Regions from separate parts of the Homo sapiens genome. Here regions 1, 2, 3, 4 and 6 are each linked to region 5. Evidence: chromatin loops called from intact Hi-C (ENCODE). Cell type or tissue: B cell. All regions are shown on one strand.

Region 1 (5,000 bases), 460 kb after region 5:
GGCTGGGTGTGGTGGCTCACGCCTGTAATCCCAGCACTTTGGGAAGCCGAAGCAGGCTGATCATTTTGAGCCCAGGAGTTTGAGACCAGCCTGGGCAACATGGTGAAACCTCGTTTCTACTAAAAACACAAAAACTAGCTGGGCATGGTGACACACACCTGTAGGGTCAGCTACTCGGGAGGCTGAGGTGGGAGAATGGCTTGAGCCTGTGAGGCAGAGGTTGCAGCGAGCCAAGTTGGCGCCACTGCCCTTCAGCCTAAGTGACAGAGCCAGACCGTCTCAAAACAAAAAAAAAAAAAAGAGAGAGAGAAAGATTCTTCCTCAGACACACACTGGGCTTCCTCTCTCCCTTCACCCAGATCTCTGCCCATGGCACCTTCTCAGAGAGGCCTTCCTTGTCCACCCTTACCTTGCTTTATTCTCCACAACATTTACTTCCTGTGACATTAGATTTTAATTTATTAATTCATTGTCTCCCCTACAACTCCCTGATGACAAGGGTTTCTTATCTATTTACCCCAGCACGTACAGGAGTGCCTGGCATGTAGTAGGTGCTCAATAAATGGCTGTTGAGGGAAAGGTTGAGAAGGGCAATGGCATAGGTGACATCTCTTGGGTGGGTGTGGGGTCATGAATGAGCTGCCCAAAACTGGAGGCAGTAGGGGTCTGTTCAAGCAGGAATGAGGTCCAGAAAGGGCAGGAAGCCAGATGCATCCAACTGGTGCTGGGTGCTGAGTAAGGCGTGACCATACAGCCATAAACAAACTACTGCCCCCACCTTCAAGGAAAGTAGGGCAGACCAGGAGCTAGGTGATAACAGCATAGAGTGACAAATGCCACAGTGGGACAGACTGTGGAGCCCTGAGGAGGGTCAGGGGGGGTTCCTGGAAGGGCAGCATCTAGGCTGAGGTGAGAGAGAAAACTTTGGGAGGCCAAGGCAGGCAGATAACTTGAGGTCAGGAGTTTGAGACCAGCCTGGCCAACATGGCAAAACCCTGTCTCCACTAAAAAAAAAATACAGGCCGGGCGCGGTGGCTCACGCTTGTAATCCCAGCACTTTGGGAGGCCAAGGCGGGCGGATCACCCGAGGTCAGGAGTTTGAGACCAGCCTGACCAACATGGAGAAACCCCGACTCTACTAAAAATGCAAAATTAGCCGGGCATGGTGGCGCATGCCTGTAATCCCAGCTACTTGGGAGGGTGAGGTAGGAGAATTGCTTGAACCTGGGAGGCGGAGGTTGCGGTGAGCTGAGATCACGCCACTGCACTCCAGCCTGGGCAACAAGAGCAAAACTCCATCTCAAAAAAAAAAAAAAAAAAAAAAAAAATTAGCCAGGTGTGGTGGCATGTGCCTGTTGTCCCAGCTGCTCGAGAGGCTGAGGCATGAGAATCGCTTGAACCCAGAAGGCAGAGGCTGCAGTGAGCCGAGATCGCACCACTGCACTCCAGCCTGGGTGACAGAATAAGATTCTGTCTCAAAAAAAAAAAAAAAAAAAGTAGGGCAGCCAGCAAAAGAAGAGGAAGGGAGAGGGTGTTCTAGCAGGGGAAACAGCACAACTGCAGGCCTGGAGGGGGACAGAGAGGACAACTGCAACCAGCTCCAGTCATGGACTGGACAGAGGGTGATGAAATCCAGCCTGGTTTGAGCTTCCAACCCCACCGCAACAGAAAAGGGACAAGAAACCCCTTCCCAATGGTGTTCCACCAATGTTCAGAGCGGAGGGAAGATGATTCTGCGAGGCAGGCACTTTGTAAAGCACCCACTCTGCGCTGGGCACTGGGGACATGGGACAAGGCAAACTTAGCGTGTTCTTGGGGAGAAAAATCTGTGCCAAAATGTGACAAGTATTCCGGAAAGGGAAGCTCAGGGTGCAATGGCAGCACACAAAAGTCTGAGGAAAGCTGTCCCTGGGGCCTTTTTCCCTCTCTGAGGTCATCACAGAAGAAAGGGGGGGCCCTCCTGCTGGCGGGAGCTGGCAGTGAAGTCTCATCCACCCCCTTGCTGGAGTGATTATGGCAGCAGCCTGAGAAGGAGGGGACCGGGCGAATGAGCGGAGCCTTGGGACTCTCAGAAACGGACAGGCAGTGCCACCAAGGCGGCAGATAAAAGGGTGCCCAGGGAGGCTGATGGAGTCGAACTCTCAGGTGGGCAGGGACCGAGCACCCGCCAGAGCGCCCTAAGGAGCCTCCTAGGGCTGGTGACAGAGGGACAGGTGGTGGGAGCCTGTGGAACGCCGGGGAGTCGGGGCAGGTTCTGAGCAGGAACTGGCGGTGGCTGTGGAACACACGTGTGAGCTACAAGCCTGGCCGGGCCGCCCCCGCTGCGCGCCCCCCGGAGGACGTGGCCGCGGGCCAGGCCGCCTGCTGACACAGTGTTCCCTAGCTCCGAGCATCACGCACACACGCGCACGGCCCCACCGCGGCCCGGGGGAAAGCACGTGCGGAGGGCGGCATCCATCGCGAAAGACAGCGGAGGGGCATGCACCCCACCCCCACGCGCGCACACGCACGGACAGAAAACGAAAAGTGACCCAGAGACCCCGGCTGTTCCAAGGTCCATGAAGTTCGTAGGGCCAAGACCCAGGGAAAGCCCCGCGCGGCAGGGGAGGCCAGGCGCTGCCCGGGCAGAGCCACGGGCACGCTGGGGGGTGAGCCAGCCAGTCCGGAGACCAGATGGCACGTCCTGGGCTCCCCTCTCCAGAGGTCCGCGCTCCAGGGCACATTAGGAGTCACCCAACGCCTGGACCTCCGATCTCCCAGGTCCCAGTCTGGACAGCCCCAGCCAGGGGGGCACGATGAGCACCCGCCTAGAGGCACAAGTTGCTGACTCTTTGTGCCGTCCCCGAGCTGTGCCCGCGCTGATAGCACCCCAGAGGAAGCCCCGACACGCGGCTGCCTGCGGCTCCTGAGCGCCCCTCCGCGCCTCTCGACTGCACGCCGGTAGCGCTCTCCCGGGCGGGGGAGCGGGGAGGAGCTCCGGGCGCTTACCTCTCGGCCGCGAAGTGCCCGGGCGGCTTCCTCCCGGTGTAGCCTCGGGCTGGTGCCCCCGGCAGCAGGAGCGCGACACAGGCGGCCCGAAGGAGCAGTCCGGCCCACATGACCGGCGGCGGCGGGTCCCCCGGGCTGGGCTCGGCTCCTGCGCCGCGCGCGGGAGAGGGGGCTGCCGGCCCTCGCCCCTCCTCCTGGCGCCGTGGGGAGCGAACCAGCGATCCCCGAAATGGCACGCAGAGCTGAGCAGGGGGGCTTGGGACGCCGAGAGGAGGGGCCGAGGGCCGCGAGGGGACGCGGCGGACGATTGTGGGGAGGGTCTCTGGCACCTCGAAGCGAAACACACAAAGGCAACGCCGCCCGCCTGCTGATGCCTCTCCGAGAGGCGCGGAGCCCGGGGCGGGGGCAAAGATCAGGGACCCCTGGGGGCGGGGTTTCGCCCTCGGCCCACACCCCCTGCCCCGGTTTGGGAGTCGGCTTCCTGCGAAGCGCTGACTGAAGGCGTCAGACCGAGGCCCCGGGAGGAAACAGACTTCGGGAACAAGGCTAGCACCAGAGGCTGCGCGCCCCGGGCATGGCCCCTGTCGGTGGGACCCGAGACGCCTTGTTGTGACGAGGTGGGAACCGTGGAAATTCGAACCCACGACGCCAGGTCGCTGTGCCGCTGAGCAGTTCTAGGCCTGCCCCCAGCCTGCCAGAAGGTCTGCACCCTAACGCCGGAGTGCGTTGATCTGTGGGTCCAACCGCTCCCTGGCCTGGGGCCCTAGCCACTTTTGAAGCCCCGGGCTCCTCTGGGCACCCAGGGGGCAGATGGCCGGCCTCCCGACTGCTGGTGGCAAGACCAGGAAGCAGCTGGCGCCGTTGGCAGTGGAGAGGCAGCAGCAGATCTGGAAGGCTCCTCTTTGCCCCTTCTGCAGCTGCCCCAGGCCGTGGTCAGAGACTGGGGGGCTGCCTAGGGATTTAGGCAAAGAAGGGGTGCGGAAATCAAAATCATCCCGCTGGGAGAAAGCTGAAAGGATAACTGATTTTACCTTCTGCTCCATGCAGTAATCTTTCCCTTAGCCACCCACAATTAGTCAAGATTTTGCTTAAATACTTCCAGGGGTAAGAAACTCACTATCTGTTAAGAAGCGGCCCAATCCAGTTTTGAACCACATTTGTTTTAAAGTGTCTTCACTTCCCAGTTGAACAATCCCTGTTCCTTTGGCCTTCCTGCTACCTCTGCCTTTACTGAGGTGCTTAACATTGGTGGCCACAAATGGACATGGCGTACCAGCGGTGGCCTGGACTCGTGCCTCCTTCCTGCAGACACCATACTTTTACTAATGCACCCTAATATTACGTTTTTGGCAACCCCATGATGTTAATTATGACACATTGAGTTTGCAGTAAAGAAAAACCACAGGTGGCCGGGCGCGGTGGCTCACACCTGTAATCCCAGCACTTTGGGAGGCTGAGGTGGGCGGATCACCTGAGGTCAGGAGTTCCAGAACCAGCCTAGCCAATATGGTGACGCCCCATCTCTACTAAAAATACAAAAATTAGCTGGGCATGGTGGCGGGCGCCTGTATTCCCAGCTACTCAGGTTGAGGCAGGAGAATCACTTGAACCCAGGAGGCAGAGGTTGCAGTGAGCCAAGATTGCACCATTGCACTCCAGCCTGGGCGACAGAGCAAGGCTCCATCTCAAAAAAAAAAAAGAACGAAAAAAAGCAGGCATTTTTTGTTGTGCTTTTATGTTATTTAAACACAAGCTGCCAAGTGGTCTCCCTACCTGAAGCTGTGTGGCCCCATTTTTTTTTTTTTTTTTTTAGATGGAGTCTTTCTCTGTCGCCCAGGCTGGAATGCAGTGGCACGATTTCGGCTCACTGCAACCTCCATCTCCCGGGTTCAAGCAATTCCCCTTCCTCAGCCTCCCGAGTAGCTGGGACTACAGGCGCACATCACCATGCCCAGGTAATTTTTGTATTTTTAGTAGGGACGGGGTTTCACCATGTTGACCAGGCTGGTCTT
Region 2 (5,000 bases), 550 kb after region 5:
AAAAACACACAAAAAAATTAGCCAGGCATGGTGGCCCATGCCTGTAATCCCAGCTACTCGGGAGGCTGCAGAGGGAGAATCACTTGAACCCAGGAAGCAGAAGTTGCAGTGAGTCGAGATCACGCCACTGCACTCCAGCCTGAACTCTGTCTCAAAACAAACAAACAAACAAACAAACAAAAGATAGGCCAGGCACGGTGGCTCACGCCTGTAATTCCAGCATTTTGGGAGGCCGAAGCGGAACACCTGAGGTCAGGAGTTGGAGACCAGCCTGGCCAACATGGAGAAACCCTGTCTCTACTAAAAATACAAAAATTAGCTGGGTGTGGTGGCACATGCCTGTAATCCCAGCTACTCGGGAGGCTGAGGCAGGAAAATCGCTTGATCCCGGGAGGTGGAGTTTGCAGTGAGCTGAAACCTCGACACTGCACTCCAACCTGGGTGACAGAGTGAGACTCCATCTCAAAAAAAAAAAAAAAAAAAAAGATAGTATTTAGGTAAACATAAAGATTATTTTTAATTTTTTTCTATTTTTTCTTTCTAGTAAGATGAAGGTCTCACTATGTTGACCAGGCTGGTCTCAAACTCCTGGCCTCAAGCAACTCAAGCAATCATCCCACTTCAGCCTCCCAAAGTGCTGGGATTACAGGCATGTGCCACCACTCCTGTTTAATTTTTGTATTTCTAGTAGAGACGGGGTTTCACCATGTCGGCCAGAATGATGTCGAACTCCTGACCTCAACTGATCCGCCTGCCTCGGCCTCCCAAAATGCTGGGATTACAGGAGTGAGTCACTATGCCCAGCCGGTCCCAGCACTTAGGGAGGCTGAAGCAGGAGGATCACTTGAGACCAGGAGTTTGAGACCAGGCTGGACAATATAGCAAGACCTTGTCTCTATTAAAAAGAAAAAATTAGCTAGGCATGGTGACATGTGCCTGTAGTCCTAGCTACTTGGGAGGCTGAGGCAGAAGGATTGCTTGAGTCCAGGAGGTCAAGGCTGCAGTGAGCTATGACTGCAGCACTGCACTCCAGCCCTGGGCAACAGAGCAAGACCCTGTCTCAAAAAAATTAAAAAAAAAAATAGAAAAAGTAAAAAAGTATTAAACTATAATAAGAGAGGAATTATAAGGAAGTAAAGAGGGAAGTACCCAAGGAAGGGCAAACTCAGTAGGGTCCCCACCCCCAAGGCAGGGGTTCAGACTTCACTGCATGCCACTCACTGGGCAGTGTGAAGTTCACTGATTAGCCCAGGCCAGAGCTGTTTCACAGTTGCCAGGCAAGAAACAACCCTCCAGGCCAAAAGCAAGCTAAGGCTGGTAGGCAGGTGCTTAGAGCACATGGGGACACCACCTGCCCAGAGCACATAGCAACACCACCTGCCCAGAGCACATAGCACCCGCATTGGGAGGCCCCTAGGAAACAACCTTCCAGGTCGCAGGTGAGCCCCAGCTGTCAGACAGATGCATCAAAAGAGCTGGAATGCCCCATGTGCTTGGAGTGCATGGTGTCCACACAGGATATGGAGGATGGGAATCAACCCTCTGGGATGCAGAAGAACTCAGATTGGTGAGCAGACGCACAGAGGAAGTTGGGGCACAGCCTTGACCGCACGTTGTCCATGCCTGGAGGGCTTTGGGGAAAACCATCCATGGCATAGGTAAGCCAAGACTAGGGGGCAGGTGCACAGAGTTAGGGAGCTGCCCCAGGTGGAAGGCCTGGAGTAAGCGGCAACCATGACAAGGAGTCCACAGCAAGTTGGTCACGGGGCCTAGACCAGATCGGCAAAGTTGCCAAGGGAGTGCCGGCTTTGGGTGTGCAGCTGGAGTGGAACACCAGCAGATCTCCCAAGGCGTGCCCTGCTGATGGACGATGGAGCAAGGCCCCTAGCTGGAGTGCACTGGAACCAGAAGACAAGCCCTTTCCTTCCTGCAATGTCCTTCTAGCGTCCTCTGCTGACAAAGCCTAACATTGTACTCATTGTAGGGAGAAATGCTTCGAGTCTAGTTATCGCTTAACAGACACCGAAGGGTAGGTAAATAATGAAGCTGAGAGGCAAAAAATAGGTAACTGGCAGAAACCATTCTTCCAGCTACTCCACTACCATATGCACTCTTTACACAAATTTTGAACTCCCTTAGTAGCTACATTCCTACTAACAAGATATCTCCTCTCTAAAAGTGAAGTTCTCAGCCTTCCCCCAAATGATAAGACACACAGTCCAAACAGTCACTGTATCCATAGCTGGCTAGATTACTCCACAGATTTGTCGTGATCCCTATTACCTAAAAACTATTACCTAAAAACTATTACCTGTGTCTATTACCTAAAAACTAGATTGTAAAGTTGACCTCCAACAATTTGCACATAAAATAACAAAGGGAGGCAAAAGACATGGTCAGTACATACAAATAAACACATGCATGTAAGAAGCAAAGAAGAATATGCATCGCTGCTACAGTCCTCGTTTTTGTAACTGATCATTTTTGTAACTAATCACGGTCATAGTTGACATCCATGGTTTCCTTAGAAAAATCCGAAGGCTGCACACTGGAACCCGGGAGAGCCTCTTTGTTTCTGCAATAGCCCTCTAGTGCCCTCTGCTGACAAAGCTTAACACTGTACTCACTGTACGGGATAAATGCTTAGCGTCGATCCGGTTATCATGGAACAGAACAGGTACTGAGAGTGAATCTGGAGCTGAGGCAGTGTTGATAACTGCCATACTAGGAAACCACTAAATATTCAGAAATTAAATAAGGCTGGGCACGGTGGTTCACGCCTATACCATGTCACTCGAGCTCAGGAATTCCAGACCAGCTTGGGCAACATGGCAAAACCCCACCTCTACTAAAAATACAAAAATTAGCCAGGCGTGGTGGCACGCACCTGTAGCCCCAGTTACTCGGGAGGCTGATGCATGAGAATAGCTTGAGCCTGCAAGGCACAGGTGGCAGTGAGCTGAGATCGCACCATTGCACCGCAGCGTGGGCAACAGAGAGTCTGTCTTAAAATAAATAAAATAAAATAAAATAAAATAAAATAAAATAAAATAAAATAAAATAAAATAATAAATAAAATAAAATACACTTATAAATAGCCCATGGGTCAAAGAAGAAATCATAAGGGAAATTAGAAAACACTTTGAACCCAGCTGGGCGCAGTGGCTCATGCCTGTAGTCCCAGCACTTTGGGAGGCTGAGGCGGGTAGATCACTTGAGGTTAGGAGTTCAAGATCAGCCTGGGGGCAACATGGTGAAACCTCATCTCCACTAAAAATACAAAAATTATCTGGGTGTGGTGGCACACACCTGCAATCTCAGCTACTTGGGAGGCTAAGACAGGAGAATTCCTTTGAACCCAGGAGGTGGAGGCTGCAGTGAGCTGAGATCGCACCACTGCACTCCAGCCTGGGCAACAGAGTCAGACTCTGTCTCAAAAAACAAAAACAAAAACAAAACAAAACAAAACAAAAAACCTAAAGAAAGTAAGAAGAAGGAAATTATAAAGAGCAGAAATTTGTAAAATAGAAAACAAATTTTATACGATGAAGAAAAAGAAAGTCGAAAGCTGTTTTTAAAAAAATTAATAAGGCTGGGCACGGTGGCTCACACCTGCAATCCTAGCACTTTGGGAGGCCGAGGCGAGTGGATCATGAGGTCAGGAGTTCGAGACCAGCCTGGCCAACATGGTGAAACCCCATCTCTACTAAAAATACAAAAATTAGCCGGGCGCAGTGGTGGGCGCCTGTAATCCTAGCTACTCGGGAGGCTGAAGCAGGAGAACTGCTTGAACCCAGGAGGCGGAGGCTGCAGTGAGCCGAGATCACACCACTGCACTCTAGCCTGGGTGACAGAGCAAGACTCTGTCTCAAAAAAATAAAATAATAATAATAATAATAATAAGAAACCAGGCATGGTGGCTGATGCTTGTAATCCTAGCACTTTGGGAGGTCGAGGCAGGTGGACTGCCTGAGCTCACCAGTTCGAGACCAGCCTGGGCAACATGACAAAACCCTGTCTCTACTAAAAATACAAAAAAAAAAAGCCGGGAGCAGTGGCTCACACCTGTAATCCCAGCACTTTGGGAGGCTGAGGCGGGCAGATCATGAGGTCAGGAGATCGAGACCATCCTGGCTAACACGGTGAAACCCCGTCTCTACTAAAAATGCAAAAAAAATTAGCTGGGCATGGTGGCGGGTGCCTGTAGTCGGCTACTCGGGAGGCTGAGGCAGGAGAAGGGCGTGAACCTGGGAGGCGGAGCTTGCAGCCAGCCGAGATCGCACCACTTCACTCCAGCCTGGGCGACAGAGCAAGACTCCGTCTCAAAAAAAAAAAAAAAAAAATTAGCCAGGTGTGGTGGTGCATGCCTGTAGTCCCAGCTACTTAGGAGGCTGAGGCACGAGAATTGCTTGAGCCTGGGAGGCAGAGGTTGCAGTGAGCCAAGATCGTGCCACTGCACTGCAGCCTGGGCGATAGAGTGAGACCCTGTCTCATAAAAAAAAATAAAAAACAAAAATAAAACGTTAATAAAATTGATAAACACCTATCAAAACTATTGAAGAAAAAAATATGAAAGAAAAGGGACATCACTGCAGTTCTTACATCCATTAAGTAATATTTAAGGATTGCCTGGTGACTTTTTTAATTTTTAAAAATTAATTAGTTATTATTATTCTTTAGACAGAGTCTCGCTCTGTTGCCAGGCTGGAGTGCAGTGGCATGATCTTGGCTCACTGCAACCTCCACCTCCTGGGTTCTAGCGATTCTCCTGCCTCAGCCTCCCAAATAGCTGGGACTACAGGCATGCACCACCACACCTGGCTAATTTTTTTGTATTTTTAGCACAAATGGGGTTTCACCATGTTGGCCAAGCTGTCTTGAACTCCTGACCTCAAGTGATCCGCCTGCCTTGGCCTCCCAAAGTGCTGGGATTACAGGTATGAGCCACTGCGCCCAGCCTGACTACTGACTTATAATACAGAAAAAAAAAGAATTGAGGA
Region 3 (5,000 bases), 340 kb after region 5:
GCAGCCTAATTCCTGGATGTTAGCCTGGTTTTGACAATTAGAGTTATGGCAGGTAGAGACCATGGACTTATGAACAAGTCAAGTGAGATCCCTGCCCTCAGGAACATGTGGTCCAGCCGGGGGTTCAGAAAATCAGGCCGGGGCAAAGCCATATGGCAGGGAAAGCTTCCTGGTGCTCTAGGAACTCATAGCTGGGGTCTCAGTGGCTGCCTGAAGGAAACTGTCTCAGGTCAAGCTCCCCAGAAGTAACCAGTGAGATGAGGTTTCATGTACAAGTGATTTATTTCAAAGGTGGTTCAGGAAACCAGTGAGGGAGGGAGCAGGGAAGCAGGACTGGGAAGGGGATGAAGCCAAGCCAAAGTGTGATTTTATGCAAGTCCTGCCGAGGGAAGCTCCAGCCTGATCCCACAGGGGAGCCCTGGAATGTAAGTCATGCCTGAAAATTGCCCCAACCTAAGGCAAGCAAGCTGGGCTTTCACATTCCCACCTGTACCCCTCAGTCATTGGCTAAGGGCCACCCTACACCTGTGGGCCAATGTATTCTATTCTCCAAAGACAAGTCATAGGTGCCATGAGAAGCAAAAGCACCTCAAACCCCGTGAAAGTGCAAGCTCAGGTGATGTTGGGATGTTCCACACCTCTTCTACTCCTATCAACATCATATCAGGAATCCTAAAAAGGCTTTGAGGGAGAGAGCCTTTCTGGTTCCCAGTGGCCAAAACCCCCTCAATGGAACAGAAAAGACATAAAGAGATTCCCTTTTTTTAAGTTTTGTTTTTTGTTTTTAGAGATGGAATTTTGCTATGTTGCCCAGGCTGGTCTCAAACTCCTGGCATCAAGTGATCCTCCTGCCTCAGCCTCCCCAGTAGCTAGGATTACAGGTGTGTCCCACCGCACCTGTGATCTGTGGAGAAGCCAGCAGCTGGAGGAAGAATGCACTCACCCCAGTGGCACCCATGGCATTTAAATCCTGCCCCCCAACACAAGCTCTTTAAGAGCAAGATGCAGGGAGTGGCGTGATTGTTATAAAGCTTTCGGCCACGACCAGCCAGGCTCCGTCCCATTAGGTTGAGCCCCCAGGAACTCTGAGCTTTGGCGGCCACTGCAGCTCCCTACACTTGGATCCGTATTGGTCTCTGGGCAAGGACCTGCCCAGGAACGTTGCGAAGGTTCTCAAGTCTTTGGAAAGGACATGGTATCAGCTGATAAGGCCACAGGGAGTCAAACAAATCCCCCCAACCCCTAAGGCTAGCTGGACATCAGAATGAAAGGGCAGTCTCTCTTCTGGGAAGCATCCCAGAAGAGCCCTCGGACCAGCTGGAGGTCAGACAGCCTCTGCTTGATCCCCGTGCAGGCCTGGAGGCTCCCAAAGCAGCCTGTTCATTCCTTCCTCCTACTCCATAGAATCCTGTGAGATTTCCAGACCAGGACAAAGTCAGAAAAACTAGAGGGAAGCAGGGTGCAGTGGCTCATGCCATAATCCCAGCACTTTGGGAGGCCAAGGTGGGCGGATCACTTGAGGTCAGGAGTTCAAGACCAGCCTGGCCAACATGGCGAAACCCCGTCTCTACTAAAAATACAAAAGTTAGCTAGGCATGCCAGCAGGCACTTGTAGTCCCAGCTACTCAGGAGGCTGAGGCAGGGGAATTGCTTGAACCCGAGAGGCGGCGGTTGCAGTGAGCCAAGATTGTGCCACTGCACTCCAGCCTAGGCAACAGAGCAAGACTCCATCTCAAAAAAAAAAAAAAAAAAAAGGAAAAGAAAAGAAATAAAAGGAAAATTAGGGGGAATGGGGGCTGAGTTTAGACACCATGGTGATCACCCTCTTAGCCACAGCCTCGTCTGCCGCAGGGTGACATGGCAATGCCTTCGGTCACTGGGCAGGTCACAGAGATGCCACTCCAAGGGCCCAAGCCAGGGCAAGGACAATTCCTAGGGTATCCTGCCAGGTCCTCCCAAAGCCACATGCTCAGAAATGAGACCTACCTAGGATCATAAGTTCTGCCTCTTTCTGTGGCCCAGAATTGGGAGCATAACCAGCCTCAGCTGTGTAAGGAAGCCATCACCCCTCTTTCCCCCAGAGAGGGCTTCCTCCTTCTTTCATTTCTGGGGGGATTTTCTGTTTTCTTTTTTTAGATATGGAGTCACACTCTGTCTTCCAGGCTGGAGTGCAGTGGTGCGATCACAGCTCACTGCAGCCTCCAATTCCTGGGCCCAAGTAATCCTCCCACCTCAGCCTCCCAAGTAGCTGGCACTACAGGTGTGTGCCACCACACCCAGCTTTTTCCTCTTCATTTCTAACATGGCACTTACCCCTCTATTTACCTCCCCATTCTCATTTAACTTCATCTTCTAAACACCGGCTTGGGTGGGGGTTTTCTTCAGTACAGTCCTAGAATACCACAAAGCCATTAATTGTCACCTGTCACCCTCAAAGCACTGCCCTAGCCTGCAGTATTAAATATTCATTCATTCTTTCCTTCAGCCATGAGAACAGGAAGGAAATTAACATTTCAAAACATTACACGCCTCTTCACCCCTGCAAGGTGCTTGTACATAGTTCAAATAACAAGCTTAAGTTGATAACAGAAGTTGTTATCAAATAAAAGTTAAATCCGCCTCCCTATAATTCCCAGTCTTTGTCCCTATGCTACTCTGAACATTTGCTATCGAATAAGTCTAGTCCCTTGTTTTTGCAAAAAACTTTTAGATATTTGTGGTTGGCCCTCAAGCTCCACCGAAGTCTTGATTTTCCAGTCTAAGCAACCCCTCAAAATGTCTGTCTGGTCTCCATCTTCCCCACCTCCTCCCACCAACCCTTTCTCCCCAGTCTCTCTCTTTCCAATGAAAGGGAGGGTTGGAGACCGGAGGGCCTGACTTTCACTCACTGTCCAGTGCTTCCCCAACCCGTTTCTCTGGCTTCCCTCTCTGTTTGATGTTTCGTGCTTCCTTCCTCTTCTCTTGGCTCTGGCGCCCTTCTCATGTTTAAACCTCACTTTCCTCTCTTCTGCTCCCTTCTTTGTAGGCTCATACCTCATCCACCCACCCAAAGCTCCTCATTGCCTACAGGAAACATTCCAAGTGCCTAACCATGGCACTCAAAGCCTACCATGATGTAGTCCTTGCTCTCCTTCCCCATGTTAAGCCGTAAATCATTAGCAGTGTTCTCCAGAGTTTCCTAGTCCTCATTCTAAAACCATGTTGAATTATACTTCCATAATCCCTTGAAATTTGGCGTCACTTGGGCCAATGAAGTGCAAATAGTGGTGACCCATTTCACTCCTGCAGACACTTCTGATGTGGCCGGTGCATGAGTTGGCATGTGCCTCTCCCCCTGCTGTGGCCACCAGTGACACCATAGATGGTGAAGTCTCCATCGGTCTGCATCTCTGAGTGAAAACGTCTCAAACCAGAGCCCTAGATGACCTGTAATGGACATATAGGGAAAGCAAAAGAGAAACCTTCTTATTGTGAAATTGGGTGTTGCTTGTTACTGCAGCATATACTGCCCATGCTGACTAATATCATGCATCAACTGGGCCCATGACCCTTACCATCTAACCTTACCAGGTGACTTACAATCCTTTAGGTCTATTATCATGCCAGTGCTGCCCTCTTTGGTGTTCCCTCCTCCCCATGCCCATTTGGCAAAGTTCTCTCATCCACTGAGACTCGGCTCAGTTGCCACCTCCACTAGGGAGACTTCCTAACTTTCCACCTAAGGCAGCATTGGGCATCCTCTTTGCAGGATGCCCAGGGCATGCCTCTATTGCAGTGCTGCCACATTACCTTTCTAAATGTTTTGTTTCCTGGACTTCAGGGCCACTGCTAGCCCATTTGGAGCCTTCGTTAGATTCAGAAAAAGCTGGCCTCCTCCAGGTGGCTGCAGCTGCCCAGGTGCATGGCTCAGCAGTGAATCATGACCTGACTTCAGGTCTTCTTCCCCCATGGCCTGACACCTGTGTTCTGGGCACAAATTGTACAATGTCCTCCATGGCCCTGTCTGCAAGGCTATTCATAAACAGCGAGCAATTTATGAACTTGGCTTCGAGCACCCTCAAGTGTTCACTGAAAGAATGAATATTTCCTAATAGATGAGACCTGTCCTCAATTATCCCTTCCTCCTCCCACCCGTCCTCTCCTCCTTTTGTTCTGCCTCATTTCCTGACCTCCCAAGCCCAGTACTAATGAGCTGCAGAGTGGCCAAGAGCCTAGAATTTGTAGTCAGACAGACCTAGTTCAAATCTTGACTCTACCACTTACTTGCCATAAATCCTTGAGGAAGTTACTTAGCTCCTCTAAGCCTCAGTTTCCTCATCTATAAATTGGAGACATTATCAGCTTCACAGGGCGCCCACAAAGAGCACATGGGAAAAGGCGTTCAATAGGTGTCTCCAGGGCTCCTCCAAGTCAGGCTCTACAGCTGGGAGACCAGAGTGGCCATGGAAGGCATCACTGAGGAGGGAACATTGAGATGATGGCTGAATAGCCATCCACGCAGAAAGCTGGGAGAAGAACCTTCTGGACAGGGAGAACAGGAATTGCAAAGGCCCAAGGTAACCAAGTTCAATAAAAGGCTACTTTTCCATCTCCAGTCTTCCGTCCACACCTGAACACACCATCGTCAACCAGGCCATCGAGGCCACAAGTTACACACCATGACCTCATCACACACTTGATTTGTTGACTCGGAGCAAGTTACCAGCAATGAATTATCAACCCCTTTCCCAGAATGGCAAGCCCTGGGGCTATGTGCAAACTGAGGCGGGAAAATAAGAGGTGTCAATAGAGCTGAGTTTGCTCTGGGCCCAGGGCCATGTAGATAAGCTGGTTATCATCACCAGCTCCAGCTCCAAGAGGCACAGTGGGTGCCACTGCCACCACCAGGAACCCTGGGGTTTGCTTGTCCTCCTGCTGGAACGCCCAGCACACCCACAGGGCCAAGAGGAAAGTAAACGCTCTTGACTAATCTCCCCCAGTGCTATCACAGGGGCCCCCCG
Region 4 (5,000 bases), 57 kb after region 5:
AGTGCTGGGATTACAGGCGTAAGCCACCGCGCCCAGCCCTAGACTAGGTATTGATGGGATGTATCTCAAAATAATCAGAGTTATTTATGACAAACCCACAGCCAATATCATACCGAATGGGCAAAAACTGGAAGCATTCCCTTTGAAAACTGGCACAAGACAGGGATGCCCTCTCTTACCACTCCTATTCAACACAGTGTTGGAAGTTCTGGCCAGGACAATCAGGCAAGAGAAAGAAATAAAGCGTATTCAATTAGGAAAAGAGGAAGTCAAATTGTCCCTGTTTGCAGATGACATGATTGTATATTTAGAAAACCCCATCGTCTCCACCCAAAATCTCCTTAAGCTGATAAGCAACTTCAGCAAAGTCTCAGGATACAAAATCAATGTGCAAAAATCACAAGCATTCCTATATACCAATAACAGGCCAAATCATGAGTGAACTCCCATTCAGAATTGCTTCAAAGGGAATAGAATACCTAGGAATCCAACTTACAAGGGATGTGAAGGACCTCTTCAAGAACTACAAACCACTGCTCAACAAAATAAAAGAGGACACAAACAAATGGAAGAACATTCTATGCTCATGGATAGGAAGAATCAATATCATGAAAATGGCCATACTGCCCAAGGTAATTTATAGATTCAATGCAATCCCCATCAAGCTACCAATGACTTTCTTCACAGAATTGGAAAAAACTACTTTAAAGTTCATATGGAACCAAAAAAGAGCCCACGTTGCCAAGACAATCCTAAGCCAAAAGAACAAAGCTGGAGGCATCATGCTACCTGACTTCAAACTACACTACAAGGCTACAGTAACCAAAACAGCATGGTACTGGTACCAAAACAGAGATATGGACCAATGGAACAGAACAGAGCCCTCAGAAATAATACCACACATCTACAACCATCTGATCTTTGACAAACCTGATAAAAACAAGAAATGGGGAAAGGATTCCCTATTTAATAAATGGTGCTGGGAAAACTAGCTAGCCATATGTAGAAAGCTGAAACTGGATCCCTTCCTTAAACCTTACACAAAAATTAATTCAAGATGGATTAAAGACTTAAATGTTAGACCTAAAACCATAAAAACCCTAGAAGAAAACCTAGGCAATACCATTCAGGACCTAGGCATGGGCAAGGACTTCATGACTAAAACACCAAAAGCAATGGCAACAAAAGCCAAAATTGACAAATGGGATCTAAATAAACTAAAGAGCTTCAGCACAGCAACAGAAACTACCATCAGAGTGAACAGGCAACCTACAAAATGGGAGAAAATTTTTACAATCTACCCATCTGACAAAGGGCTAATATTCAGAATCTACAAAGAACTTAAACAAATTTATAAGAAAAAAATCAAACGACCCCATCAGAAAGTGGGCAAAGGATATGAACAGACACTTCTCAAAAGAAGATATTTATGCAGCCAACAGACATGAAAAAATGCTCATCACTGGCCATCGGAGAAATGAAAATCAAAACCACAGTGAGATACCATCTCACACCGGTTAGAATGGCGATCATTAAGAAGTCAGGAAACAACAGGTGCTGGAGAGGATGTGGAGAAATAGGAACACTTTTACACTGTTGGTGGGACTGTAAACTAGTTCAACCATTGTGGAAGACAGTGTGGCGATTCCTCAAGGATCTAGAGCTAGAAATCCCATTTGACCCAGCCATCCCATTACTGGGTATATACCCAAAGTATTATAAATCATGCTTCTATAAAGACACATGCACACATATGTTTATTGTGGCACTATTCACAATAGCAAAGACTTGGAACCAACCCAAATGTCCATCAGTGATAGACTGGATTAAGAAAATGTGGCACATATACACCATGGAATACTACACAGCCATAAAAAAGAATGAGTTCATGTCCTTTATAGGGACATGGATGAAGCTGGAAACCATCATTCTGAGCAAACTATCGCATGGACAGAAAACCAAACACCGCATGTTCTCACTCACAGGTAGGAATTGAACAATGAGAACACTTAGACACAGGGTGGGGAACATCACACACCAGGGCCTGTCCTGGGGTGGGCGGAGGTGGGAGGCATAGCATGAGGAGATATACCTAATGTAAATGACGAGTTAACGAGTTAACACACCAACATGGCACATGCATACATATGTAACAAACCTGCATGTTGTGCACATGTACCCTAGAAGTTAAAGTATAATAATTTAAAAAAACACTAAGAAATTTAACACACAAAAAAATGCCACACAGAAGACCTGTCAGACCAATCAATGTTTAGATTCTATTAGAAATGCTATTTAAAAAAATAAATAAATAAAACTAAAAATAAAAATTCTCAAGAGCCCTACGAAGTAGGCACCAGGAACTGACTTTTCAGATGAAGAAACTGAGACATAAAGATGCACATCACAGAAAGGTGCAGAGCTGGGATTCAAACCTGGGCTGCTGGCTCCAGAGCCTGCATTTAACTATGATACTACCTCCTGCAAAGCTGAGCAGTGGGTCATTAGCTGCCCATGCCTATCTTAATCAGCTTGGTCTCTGAAGCCACACGGCTTAAAAACCCTAGCTGCGTTATTTACTGGGTGGCCTAAACAAGGCACTTCTCTGAGCTTGTCTTCTCATCTATAGACTGGGGACACCACCACCTGTCTGGCAGGGTCATTCTGTGGTACTGTGAGGAGCTCCATCACAGTACCAACGTTACTGGGGAGACTGCTGTGACTACACTGCCCCCAGGTGACCTCCTTGGTTAGTGCTCCAAGCTCAGGAACAATATAGATGCTTCCTCACTTTCAATAGCGGAGGCTAAGCAGGGTTTGATCACCAAAGGCCCAAGTGCACAAAAGATGCAGTAATCACTGATAATATCACCGAACAATTTCCCTATGGACACCTGGGACTACTGACTGCTGCTGGGTCCTAAATACAAAACTCACTAGCTAGACAACAGAGGTGAGTCCTTTAGAATCCACCAACCCCCAACCAAGATCTACTTCCAGAAGGTTCACCTACAAGGCAGCTGGGCCAACATCTGGTGAGCTGTGGCAGGAGGTGATAGCTCTTCATTCATTTTGGCTGATATAACTAACATTCTGTCAAGCCCTCTGTGTTTACTTATCAAAGAAAGAGACAGACGTTGCCTGGGCATTGGACTGAGCCCCAAGGTTGAATCTCTCAATCTGCCACTTGGCAGCAGTGTGACATGAGCTGAAGAGATGAATGATAGCAACGGATACCTGGTTCTGCTCTTAAGATTCTAAGTGGGAAAGACAAATGCGCAAACACCTTCAAGGTAACACAGAGCTATGCTAAAGGCATGAACCATGGGCTCCAAGAAAGCTCACTCACCTGGCAGGGCAGCAATGGGCTCCAGAGGCTTCCTGAAGGACTTGGTCTATCTCTGGGGAGGGCAGACTCCAGGGAGAGGGAGCAGGAGAGTGGTAATAGTTAATAGTAGCAGCATTTATGATGTGCAATTCCTATTCTAAGCACTTGTCACATTCACTTAATCCTTACTATATCTCTAGTAAGTACACTATCCCCATCTTTTGGATGAAGAAACTCAAACAGAAAAAAGTTAAATAATCTGTCCAAGGTCTTGCAGCAACTAAGTGCCAGAACTGGGATTCAAAGCCAGAGAGTCCAGTGCCAGGACTATGCTCCCACCTTCTGCTCCGTTCTGCAAAGGAAGAGCGGTATGAAGTCCTATGCAGGGACCAAGAATCTGCTGAGTTGCTGGACAGCAAAGAGCAAGGTTGTTTTCTTTTTTCTGAGACAGAGTCTCGCTCTGTCACTAGGCTGGAGTGCAGTGGCACAATCTCAGCTCACCGCAACCTCTGCCTCCCGGGTTCAAGCGATTCTCCTGCCTCAGCCTCCCAAGCAGCTGGGACTACAGGCATGCACCATCACACCCAGCTAATTTTTTGTATTTTTAGTAGAGATGGGGTTTCACCATGTTGGCCAGGATGGTCTCCATCTCCTGACCTCAGGCAATCCACCCACCTCGGCCTCCCAAAGTGCTGGGATTACAGGCATGAGCCACCACACCCGGCCAAGGGCAAAGTTGTTTTAAGAATTAAATGAGTGGCTGGGCGTGGTGGCTCACGCCTATAATCTCAGGACTTTCGGAGGCTGAGGCTGGCGGATGACCTGAGGTCGGGAGTTCGACCTCAACCCTCTCCCACTCGAGTGACCCATTCTACCATCTGCAAACCATAGCTGTTGTTAGCCCACCTTTTAACTAGGCAGTTGTCCTAACTTTTTTTTAAAGTATGTCCTGCCTTGGGAGAACTGTATGATTGGTCTTTTTTTTTTTTCTTCCCCAAGACGGAGTCTTGCTCTGTCCCCCAGGCTGGAGTGCAGTGGCACAATCCCAGCTCACTGCAACCTCCACCTCCTGGGTTCAAGCAATTCTCCTGTCTCAGCCTCCCGAGTAGCTGGGATTACAGGAACCTGCCACCATGCTCAGCTAATTTTTGTATTCTTAGTAGAGATGGGGTTTCACCTTCTTGGCCAGGCCGGTCTCGAACTCTTGATCTCGTGATCCGCCCGCCTTGGCCTCTGGAAGTGCTGAGATTACAGGCGTGAGCCACCGCACCTGGCCCAGGTCTTTTCTTAATAATAAACACTGGTGTAAGTTAAATGGTTTATATTCAACTTGTATAAGTTAAGTGGTTTCTTTACTGTGGGGTTTTTCAGCTTTCCCTAGCTAGTAGGCATCCTGACCCTCCCAGGCAGATACGGCATGCCGAGCTTCCCTGACAACAGAACACTGCCCCAGCAAAACATGCCTGGAGGTCTCCTGTTATGTCCACAATATGGCCTACCATACTTTGCCCCCAAAGCTCCCCTCCTGGTAACACCCCATTTCTCAGCTCCCCTTCTCAGCACTATTTTTTGTCTATAATCACTGACTCCCACACTTCCTCACCTCATATCCTCTTACCCCACTCCAGGGAGGCAGCCAGCCCCGACCTTCCACTGGGATGGCCCTTGTCAG
Region 5 (5,000 bases):
GAGGTGGCTAGGGAAGAAGATGTTTACAAAAGCTTATAGCTCAGCACCAAGGTAGAACTGACTAGGACAAGTGCCGCATGGTGCCGCCAGATTCTGGTGGTGGCAGCCGATGCTGCAGGAAGGAAGGGCAGCGGTGAGGCTTCTGGATCCTGGCTGACAACTATAGCCTTACATGCGCTGGGAGACGGTGGTTACAGCAGCTCCCTCCATCAAGGGGCTTCCACAAGCTCCTTCCCCCGACCCTCATGACAGGCCTGAAGGGGCAGGGAAGAGACTGACCACGTGTCACAGATGAGGAAACTGAGGCCCAGAGAACTAAGGTGACCTGGCTGAGATCACATCCATCCCCAGAATCCAGGTACGACTCCCGGGCAACCTTCTCCTCAGGGAAGACCAGAGCTACAAGAAGGACTCAGCCCAAAGCACAAGGTCTGGGGGCTCAGGCTACCACCACGTGGTCTGTGGAGGGCTGTGGGCAGAGAGGAAAGCCTGGATCGCCAGAGAAAGCACAGAAGGAAAACCTAAAAGGATCACAGGGTCACATGGGCTGCTTCTGGGCTGACTAAAGGCGAGTGGCCTTGGCCCTTCCTTCTTCTCCCGACTCCAGTACCTGAACCCAGCTCAGGAACTTCCCACGGCCACAGCAGCCACTCCCAGGATCCACCCACCAGGCCCCACAGCCCCCAGCCACAGCCTGCACTCAAGGCATCTGCTGATCCTGGGAGCTGAGCTCCTCCCAGCATCTGACCTCTGGGGCTCTGCGATCTTCCCCTTCTCCTGGCTGCAGGGTTGGCCTTCCCTTTGTAACACCCAGCCCCAGAGGTCACTACCCCCATCCTCATACACACCCCAGCATGGAGATGGGTCTGCTCTTTCTGTCTAAGAAACATCCCTCAATGTCGCTGTTTTGCTGTCAACAAAAAGTTGACATGTGGCTTGGGTCACATCCACCAGGATTTAGTGACTAAAGTTGCATATCTTGTCCGTGTGTGTGCACAGCAGGGACCCTAGGTGTCTCACGTCTGTATGTGTGGATGGACAAGTATCCACCTGTTCCCCCACTTAATGGATTTGTTACTGGAAACCCTGCTGCTAAGTGAGAAGCTGTTAAATAAAAATATTTTCATGAATGCGGCCAGGCACAGTGGCTCACGCTTGTAATCCCAGCACTTTGGGAGACCGAGGCAGGCAGATCACTTAAAGTCAGGAATTCGAGACCAGCCTGGCCTACATGGCAAAACCTCGTCTCTACAAAAAATACACAAGTTAGCCAGGCATGGTGGCGCACGCCTGTAATTCCAGCTACTCAGAAGGCTGAGGCACGTGAATTGCTTGAACCTGGGAGGCAGAGGTTGCAGTGAGCCAAGATCGCGCCACTGCATTCCAGCCTAGGTGATAAAGTGAGACTTTGTCTAAAAAAGAAATATACTTTCATGAATGCAAATGGGAAAAATGTATTCCATCCCAACCCAAGGTACCCAAGCAATTCTCGGAAAAATTTTCAGTGCAGACAAGTATACAGGTAGTAAGCAATCTGAATGTATTCAGGAGTCCCCCCTGACGTGAGGTTCCACTTTCTGTGATTTCAGTTATCCGTGGTCCACCACAATCCAGAAATAGCTGGCCGGACGCAGTGGCTCATGCCTGTAATCCCAGCACTTTGGGAGGCCAAGGCAGGTGGATCACCTGAGGTCAGGAATTCAAGACCAGCCTGGCTAATACGGCGAAACACCATCTTTACTAAAAACACAAAAATTAGCCGGGTGTGGTGGCATATGCCTGTAATCCCAGTTACTTGGGAGGTTGAGGCATGAGAATCGCTTGAACCTGGGAGGCAGAGGCTCCCAGTGAGCCGAGATCACGCCACTGCACTCCAGCCTGGGCAACAGAGCGAGATTCTGTCTCAAAAAAAAAAAAAAAAAAAAAAGTTGAGTACACTGTATTTGGAGCGACCACATTTACATAACTTTTTTTTTTTTTTTTGAGATGGAGACTCCCTCTGTCGCCCAGGCTAGAGTGCCGTGGTGTGATCTCGGCTCACTGCAACCTCCACTTCCCGGGTTCAGGTGATTCTCCTAACTCAGACTCCCAAGGAGCTGGAATTACAGGCTCGTGCCACCACGCCTGGCTTTTTAAATTATTTTTAGTAGAGACGGGGTTTTGCTATGTTGGCCAGGTTGGTCTCAAACTCCTGAACTCAAGTGATCCGCCCACCTCGGCCTCCCAAAGTGATATAACTTTTATTATAGTATATTTTAATTCCATTATTTTTCATCTCTTACTGAGCCTAACTTATAAATTAAACTTTATCATAAGTATGTACATGTTGGAAAGAACATAGTCTATGTATAGATGAGAAAACTGAGTCCCAGAAGATATGATGGCCAAGAGTGCCAACGCAGGGGCCAGACAGTCTGGGTTTGACTCTCGGCTCTTTCCTTCCCTAGCTGTGTGATATTAGGCAAGTTACTTAACCTCTCTGGACCTCCACTTCCTCAAATGTAAAATGGGGCTAATGCTAATTCCCACCTCATAGAGTTGTGGTGAAGACTCTATGAGTTAATATATGTAATATGTAAAGCTCTACCTTAGAATAGAGACTGCTTCTAGAAGACACCTGAAAGTGCTGCCTTATTGAATACCTTGCCCAAGGCCTCACATTAGCAAATCATATAGCACTGATTCAGAAGGAAATGACACAACCCAGACACCTCGCCCTGGAGGAGCAAGAGGACTATCGAGCCACTGACAAACATTCAGAGCAGCGCTTCCCGGTTCCCACCTCTGTCACATGACAGCCTATGGCGGAATGCATATCCCAGTAACTGGGAGACTCCAAAACAGTCACCGTATGTCCCCGTGGCATAGACCTAGTTTGCAACCAGTGTCGCATCTAAACAGATGTTCCTGTTTGGAGGATAAATTATATCCCTGTAAACCCTGGGAGAGTGGCTCTCTACACGCAGGCAGCTCCAGAGACTTGCAACATACGGCCACCAGGTGGCGGCGTAGCATCGAGCACTGAACTTGAGCACCTGCTCTGGGCAAAGAATTCATGAATGCCCTGGCCAGGCAGATACCAGTCTCAGATATTTGCGGGCACCTGCTGAGGCTACTGGTACCAGCAGGATCAGCTCCACTCAAGGCTGCATTCAGAAAGATATTTATCTGCAGAATGGAACAGAATTGGTCAAGGAGGGAACAGCCAGGAATGTCATGGTTCAGAGACACTAAGCTGGTACCTTTGGGCTTCCGTTGACACCCGCTCCTCCAGTTGTGGTTACCCTGAGCTATCCTCACTCCAGGAGCTACTCATGGCCTTTGGGGCATTTCGAGGTTATTCCACATGAATTCTTAGTCTTATATCACCAACAGGATTGTGTGGCCTGGCACAAGTCCTGCTTAGAGGACGGATCAGAAACACTTGGATGCCTGGGGCAGGCTAAAAATTTGGCAGTCTTCCAAATTGATAGTCAAATATGTCTCATTTCAACTGAGTGAGGATGGCAAGAAGCCATTTTCACATTAATACAAATCGTAACCCCCTTTCTTCATGTTCAAAGTGGAGATGTATTACACGCACCAACAGGACTCTAACTGATTTTGGAATTGTCTTTCCTGATTCTTCCCTGACTCATAACTGGAAAGCATTGCTCACCCACTCTCCCTCATTTGTAAATAGCAGAAATTACTGCAGAAGCAATAACAAGTCTTATTCTAGATATATTTATTGCTTGTTTTCAGGCGCTTGTGGTTACAGCAACGGTGTTTCACTTGGTTGCCCAGGCTGGTATGCATTGATGCAATCATAGCTCACCACAGCCTCAAACTCATAGCCTCAAGCAATCCTCCAGTCTCAGCCTCCCGAGTAGCTGGGACTACAAGTGGACAACTTTTTAGGAGATATTTTTTAAGGCTTGCAGATACCTTCTTGGTAAACCGTCCTTTGCAGTGCATTAATTGGTTTCAGAATTCAGGCTGCCCAGCCATGCCCACTGCAGAGGCTGCCAGCTGGCTGATCTCAGAGCCAGACTGGCCAGTGGATGCAGCAACTTGCAATGCACATTGCAGAAATACCCCCACAGAGGTAGGCTGGTGCTGGGGAGGAGTAGCTTTTCTTTCTACTTAGGGGCATTGTCTATTTTGGCAAAAGGGACACCAATTTCATTTCCACCAGCTATGTGAGAAGCTGCAGGTGGAAACCTGAGTTAACAGGCAGCAGATTTCTGATGGATCCCTGTGGTTTCAGTGTTCCTCTGATTAGTGGATCAGGAAGCTGTCCACCTGCCCAACCCATAATCCCCTTTAACTTGCCTCCTCCAGGAAGTCTTCTTTGACATTCTCTCACCCTTGGGGACCTCAGCTGGTGAAACCCTATCAGTTTCACCACTGGACCTAGCTTGCCTTACTGGGCTATCTGTATATAGATTCCAATCTTATGTCTCCCCAGCTAGACTCAACACAGTTTGAAGACAGCATCTACATCTTACATTTTTTGTGGTCCCTATGATACCCAGCATATGCCAGGCAACAAAGGAAGGTTTACTCGAATCACTTCTTCCTTGTTGACTGATATCAAATCCTTTTAGAGAGTGTCCAGGTACCAATTCCTTGAACAAGCTCCTGAGTATGGACCTGACGTGTCCCTAACACTCATTATACCTTTCCTAATGATTCTTTTGTGTTATTTCAAGAAAAAGTGGGAACGTTTAACAATTATTCTCCAGAAATTACCACCACAATGTGAACTTGTCCTTATCCAGAAAGTAATTTTACATTATCATAACAACTAGAACATGGTAATGTTAGCAAAATTCTCTCCAGAAATCAGTATCAAAACTTTTGCCCACTAGATGTTTGTTTCATAACCATTCATCCGACAATTTTTTATTGCAACAATTATTTATTGAGCAACTACCAAGCACAGATGGTCCTCAACTTAAGATGGTTCAACTTAGGATTTTTCAACTTTATGGCGGGTTTATTGGGAGGTAACCCCA
Region 6 (5,000 bases), 300 kb after region 5:
ACCTCCCCGTTCCTGCATCCCAGCAACCTGCTAGAGCAGGGCCAGCCCTTCCACTCACCTGTGTGTCCCTCAAACCCTGCCCATTCCGTAAATTATGTTCCTGCGTAAATCATGTGACCTGGCCAATGAGTGGGCGTGCAACCCCTGATTCTAGCACATTAGGTCAAGGATACCAAGGACCAAAAAGTCTAGCTTTCACACTGCCATGTGCCCAAGCATGGTGGCTCGTGCCTGTAATCCCAGCACTTTGGGAGACCAAGGTGGAAGGATTGCTTGAAGCCAGGAGTTCCAGACCAGCCTGGGCAACAAAGTGAGACCCCAGCTCTACCAAAAAAAGGAGTTTTTTAATTAGCTGAGCATGGTAGCACATGCCTATAGTCTGTTATTCATGAGGCTGGTGCAGGAGGATCACTTGAGGCCAGGAGTTTAAGGCTGCAGTGAGCCATGATCTTGCCATTGCACTCCAGCCTGGGCAACAGGCTTTTTTTTTTTTTTTCCAAAAAAACCATATATATACAAATAATTAGCCAGGCATGGTGGCACACACCTGTAATCCCAGCTACTCAAGAGGCTGAGGCAGGAGAATCACTTGAACCCGGGAGGCGGAGGTTGCAGTGAGCTGAGATGGCGCCAATACACTCCAGCCTGGGAGCCAGATGAGTGAGATTCTGTCTCAAAAAAAAAAAAGTTATCATGCACCCAGGGATCTGGGAGTACAGAGCGGAACAGAGAGCTGTAAGGACATGACATTTATATGGCCTCACCACATCCAGCAGAGCAAAGTGTCCTAAGCTAGGAATCTCTTGAGACTCTAAATTTGATGCTCAGGGTCTGTCCCCCTGCAGCGGGAGGCCCACTGTAGTCTGGTGAAAAGCAGCCAGTGATCTCCCAGGGATGCAGGGAGGGAGGCGTGAGGAGCGCCTGTGTGTGCTGCCCTCTGAGGTGAGGTGGCCAGGGAGAGGGGGAAGCAAAGAGCACAGGGTGGGACACGCGGGCTGACCAGCTGAGGCAGCTCATGATGGTCCTTTCTTAGAAAGTCAGCCCCTCCGTGCCCCCTGCCACCACTCTGGCACCAACCCAAGGCAGGTGACCTGACTATGCGCCTAGAGGGAGATTTGCAGCCTCTTCCTACAAAGCCAAATTGCTTCCAGCTGTCCCTGATGTCCTGTGTCCTCAGCCTTGGACACCTGCAAGGCAAAGCCAGAGTTCAGCTGGGGGTGAAGGGCAGTAAACGTTTGACCAGAGCCCAGAGACTCTCAGCTCTGTCCTCGGGAGGCACTTCTGGCACCACCAAGGCAGGGGGAAGGAGCCCCTGCAGCCTCTGAAATCCAACCGACCCAGTCCAAGTCCCACCTCCTCCTAAGGCTGTGCAACCCGCTCACCGAACCACCTGCCCTGTGGTTTCCTCCCATTTAAACTGGGGATGAAAGGGCTGTTGCGAGGACTCCAGGACATAATGCGCCTGAAAGCACAGTACAGCCTGCAGCCATAGCGACTTCAGGGCATCTCTAGGCATCCTCCACAGGTGGCCGCCCGGTCACCTTGCGGGGAAGGAGAGGCGGAGGGCTGACATGAGGGACTGTTAGAAGCCTGGTCTTCAGACTCCCTCCAAGCTGCCCTTCCTGCTGAGCTGAAGACGCCCTCCCTGGCCTCGGGATAGGCAGCTCAGCAGCAGAGGCGACGCTGGGGAGGGAGGCAGGCTGGGCCAAGGCCTAGAAGACTGTTGGTGCCGCAGCCAGTTTAGCGGCCTGCTGTTCCTCTGAGCCCATCCTGCAAGCCCAGGTTAGAATTAGATGGCTCACAGACAGGCCCACACGCCGACATCCCGCCAGCCCGGCAGGTGGCAGGAACGCAGCACCTCCCGAGCAGGCTGAGGACCAGACGCCCCCTCGTGGCATCCTGTGGCCTTGCATGCCATTGCTCTCAGTCCAGGACCAGGCAAACGTAGGCTCCAATAGGAAAACGGCTAAGAAAGAAAGCGGAAGAGCGGGAGAGGGAAGGTAAATACTCCCAGGGCCAGCCCTGGGGCGAGCGGGCAAGGGAGGGCTGACATCCAGACGGATGGGGCTTTGGGATGTGAATCACAGAGGCCCCTCCAGAGAGCACGATCTGAAGGCTGCAGAAGAGTTCAAGGCACCCACATGCAGCCACGTCTTCACTCAAACCCAGCAACACCACACCACATGTGACTCATCAAAGTTTATTATGGCAATTAATTACACAAACATACAGGCGGTCGGTCATCCAGCTCAGAAGCACTCAAACCAGTAGAGTCCATTAGTGATTTCTCTTTATAAATAACTTAGGAGAAGCAAGCACATTTGGTAAAGAACCGGCAGCGCTGACCTAGCGTCACGCGGATGGCACATAGGCCGGGGAGGGGCAGGCACCAGAAGGTCAAGGTCCCTCCTTGGCCCCAGCAGCCCCGGGCCCACCAGATGCTGCGTCCTCAGGTAGTGGACATTTCAAGGCACGTACAACTTCCTAAGCAATAGCAGCTCCAGGCTCTTCCCTGAGACCTGGTTTACCTCTGGAACAACCAAGTTAACACTCATCACACCCCCTTTGTCTATTGTATTCATTCTTATTACTGAACATGCCCCAAACCCCACAGTGCAGGGGGCTGCATATTAAACAGAGACATAATCCCCACCCTTTACATTCTGAAGACAGGGAGGTGTGAAAAAATTGCCCCTAATGTAGTGATGGTGTTTTTTAAAAAGCACCATTTGGGAAGTAAAGTTAGGGCCTCTTTTGATGCCTGTCTTAGGATGGACACTGGGGGTGGGAGGATTACATCAACAGAGTGAGAAGGGGAGGGGAAGGGAGGGGGCTGCTTGTGAATGAGATTCAAGGCACTAAAGGAGTGGATGGATGCGTGGGCCTCGGGCAAAGTCGCCCTAAAGTGGGGACCCCAGAGGAGAGAAGGGAGGGTGGCTGGGGAGGTGACCTGGCCCTCCAATCCTAAACAAGCCCCAATGTGACCACAATCTCCAGGGCTAGAGCTGCCCGCTTCCCTCTGGCCAGAGGGCCCAAGGCAGCCCCCTGGGTTCTCCAACCACTGCAAGCAAGGTCTGGGGACAACCTTGACAACCCCCAGCCTTCTTGCTGGGCTGGCGCTGCTGCCACTCAAATAGGACATAGGACAAGCTTGTCTGACATCAGCTACTGGAGTTAAATTATGGCTTTATAGGACTCAAACCTGTTGTTTTTCCCAACTCTGTTCTCTCCCTCCAATCCAACCCCTGCCACAGTGCATGGGCAGGCTAGCCTTGAATGGACTGGACAGACACCAACAGCTGCATCCCTTGGCATGGGGCTCCATGTCAAATATGCCAAACCCCAGGGGAGATGGAGGGGGCTGGAGACCCGGGGCCTCCTCATAGAGATAACTCTGCACTGGGTTCAAATGGCCCTGAGTGCAGCCGCAAGTAGATGCTCATAAATGCGCACATGCGCTCACTCACACAGACACCGGCGAGAGGTGCTGGACTCCAGCCTGGCTAGCACCGCTGCAGCCAGGCACTGAAAGGAGGGGCTTCCAGGAGGACCTCTGGCCAGAAGGCCAGCAAGTGCCATGACCAGTCACACCGCCCAGTGCCTTGTCCCTCCAAGGCCTCTGGGTGCCGACGCAAGTCCACAGGGAGCACCAACGCCACTTCCAGTTGACCCTCGAATCTCGGCGATGGCTGGGCCAAAGGTTGAGCGTGGGTGGGACTAGGGAGGGGCCGAGGGCCAGGAGTGTGTCTAATACCCAGGCCAGGCAGGCCCCGGCGGTGGTGGGAACCCATAGGGAGGGGCGGGCCCGGGGGGATAAGGGGGCTGCAGGGGCACTGAGGGCTGGGGCTGGCCTGGAAAGCTGGGGAGCTGAGGCTGTATTGGGTAGGGAGGTTTTCCTCCTGTTGCGGGGTATGGGGACTGTTGAGGATAACCAGGACTGGGGGCCCTGCCTCCCCGCAAGGGGTACCCAGGCCCAGAGGCACCCATTGGGGTCCCAGGATAGCCCGGCCGGGGTGGCATGCTCCTCTGTGGGGACCAGGAGTAACCCGCAGCACCCCTGGGTCCAAGCTGGGCTGCCGGGTAAGTGGGGCCCAGAGGCCCGCTGTAGAAGGAGGGCTGGGACACTACTGGGAAAGGGGCCGGTGGCAGGGCTCCATGGGCAGTGGGGCCCACAGGCAGGCTGGGGGATGGGCTGTAGGGCAAAGGGTAGGGAGGCATGGCTAATGGTGGCTGCGGCTGCTCTTCAACCACAGGGGGTGTTCCCTGGGGGACTGGGCGCACCGGGGGTGGTGGACGGGGTGGAGGGGCATCGCCGGCCAGCTCCTGGGAAGCCCTGGGCTTCCTCACCACTTCCTGGAGCTTTTCCACGCGAACCCGGCGCAGGTGGGACAGCATCCTCATGGAGGAAAAATTCTCCAGGAACGTTTCCAGGGGCACCTCGCCCTCCAGGAACTTCTCAGCCATGGCCTGGAAGACATAAGGTCCAGTGACAACAGGGGCAGCTGGGATCAAGGCCTCTTGATTTTCCCCAGGGTCTGAGTTCAGCTGCAGCCCTCCCACCTCACGCCGCCTCAGGCACCCCCTCCTCTTCCCTGCCCATACGCCCCTTCTCACAGCTGACATATGGTACATGCACTGTCTCCCTCACTAGAATGTCAGTCCCTTGAAGGCGAGGACTGTCTCTGTCGTGGTCACCTCTGTCCTGGCACCTTGGCATCATGCCAGGCCCACAGTGGCCACTGCATATATGTGCTGAACACCTGGATGAGCACTAGCCCAGGGACTGGGAGGGCCTAGAAGCTTCTTCCACCCAGACACAGAGTGGACAGCACCAGTTTGCCCACAGAGGCTGAAGAGGTGGCCGGAGGGAAGCAGGAAGCAGGGAGAGTGGAGTAGGGAGCTGGCCTCAGCCCCTGGGGGCCTCCTGCTGTGCTGCCCTACCATCCAGGGCTGCGAGCTGCCCTTGTCCACTGTCACCCGTTTCTGCTTCAGCTAGTGGG

What was found. Hi-C counts contacts between places; a loop is a spot of excess contacts. Peaks named below come from ENCODE experiments on the same cell type or tissue, not always from the same donor. Only the 100,000 strongest peaks of a DNase experiment are listed, where the experiment ranks them.
Region 1: a loop joins it to region 5, with 31 times the contacts of the local background. A loop is called at or near these places in 4 of 110 quality-filtered maps.
Region 2: it touches region 5 in a loop (21-fold over the local background); 9 of 110 quality-filtered maps call a loop at or near these places.
Region 3: a loop joins it to region 5, with 7 times the contacts of the local background. A loop is called at or near these places in 81 of 110 quality-filtered maps.
Region 4: it touches region 5 in a loop (14-fold over the local background); 96 of 110 quality-filtered maps call a loop at or near these places.
Region 6: a loop joins it to region 5, with 26 times the contacts of the local background. A loop is called at or near these places in 68 of 110 quality-filtered maps.

Annotation. Positions count from the first base shown.
Region 1 is chr11:61,291,940-61,296,939 of GRCh38, forward strand. VWCE (von Willebrand factor C and EGF domains) reads right to left here and starts at 3,377. Exons shown (of 20, transcript NM_152718.2): 1 at 2,989-3,377. The coding sequence starts at 3,098. RefSeq lists silencers at 2,197-2,456, 2,897-3,206, 3,387-3,456 and an enhancer at 2,428-3,130. In B cell, a CTCF peak has its summit at 2,946; DNase peaks (open chromatin) are centred at 2,412, 2,892 and 3,542; H3K4me3 peaks cover 1,882 bases.
Region 2 is chr11:61,383,156-61,388,155 of GRCh38, forward strand. No RefSeq gene overlaps it. Among named protein-coding and RNA genes, the nearest start is that of TMEM216, 6.9 kb to the right of the region's middle. RefSeq lists a silencer at 2,509-2,668. In B cell, CTCF peaks have their summits at 2,603 (motif pointing left) and 2,807; a DNase peak (open chromatin) is centred at 2,606.
Region 3 is chr11:61,169,644-61,174,643 of GRCh38, forward strand. It overlaps a transcript of LOC124902678 not described here. Among named protein-coding and RNA genes, the nearest start is that of VPS37C, 11 kb to the left of the region's middle. In B cell, no CTCF peak of the experiment used is centred here; no DNase peak of the experiment used is centred here; H3K27ac peaks cover 1,232 bases.
Region 4 is chr11:60,885,006-60,890,005 of GRCh38, forward strand. No RefSeq gene overlaps it. Among named protein-coding and RNA genes, the nearest start is that of PRPF19, 19 kb to the right of the region's middle. In B cell, no CTCF peak of the experiment used is centred here; a DNase peak (open chromatin) is centred at 2,706.
Region 5 is chr11:60,828,204-60,833,203 of GRCh38, forward strand. The region is part of intron 2 of LOC105369322 (a long non-coding RNA gene); the gene reads right to left. Among named protein-coding and RNA genes, the nearest start is that of CCDC86, 11 kb to the right of the region's middle. In B cell, CTCF peaks have their summits at 2,994 (motif pointing right) and 3,193; a DNase peak (open chromatin) is centred at 3,008; H3K27ac peaks cover 265 bases.
Region 6 is chr11:61,128,073-61,133,072 of GRCh38, forward strand. It overlaps VPS37C (VPS37C subunit of ESCRT-I), which reads right to left. Exons shown (of 5, transcript NM_017966.5): 5 at 2,185-4,467. The coding sequence ends at 3,748. Among named protein-coding and RNA genes, the nearest start is that of CD5, 28 kb to the left of the region's middle. RefSeq lists an enhancer at 1,725-2,019. In B cell, CTCF peaks have their summits at 1,900 (motif pointing left) and 2,103; a DNase peak (open chromatin) is centred at 1,859.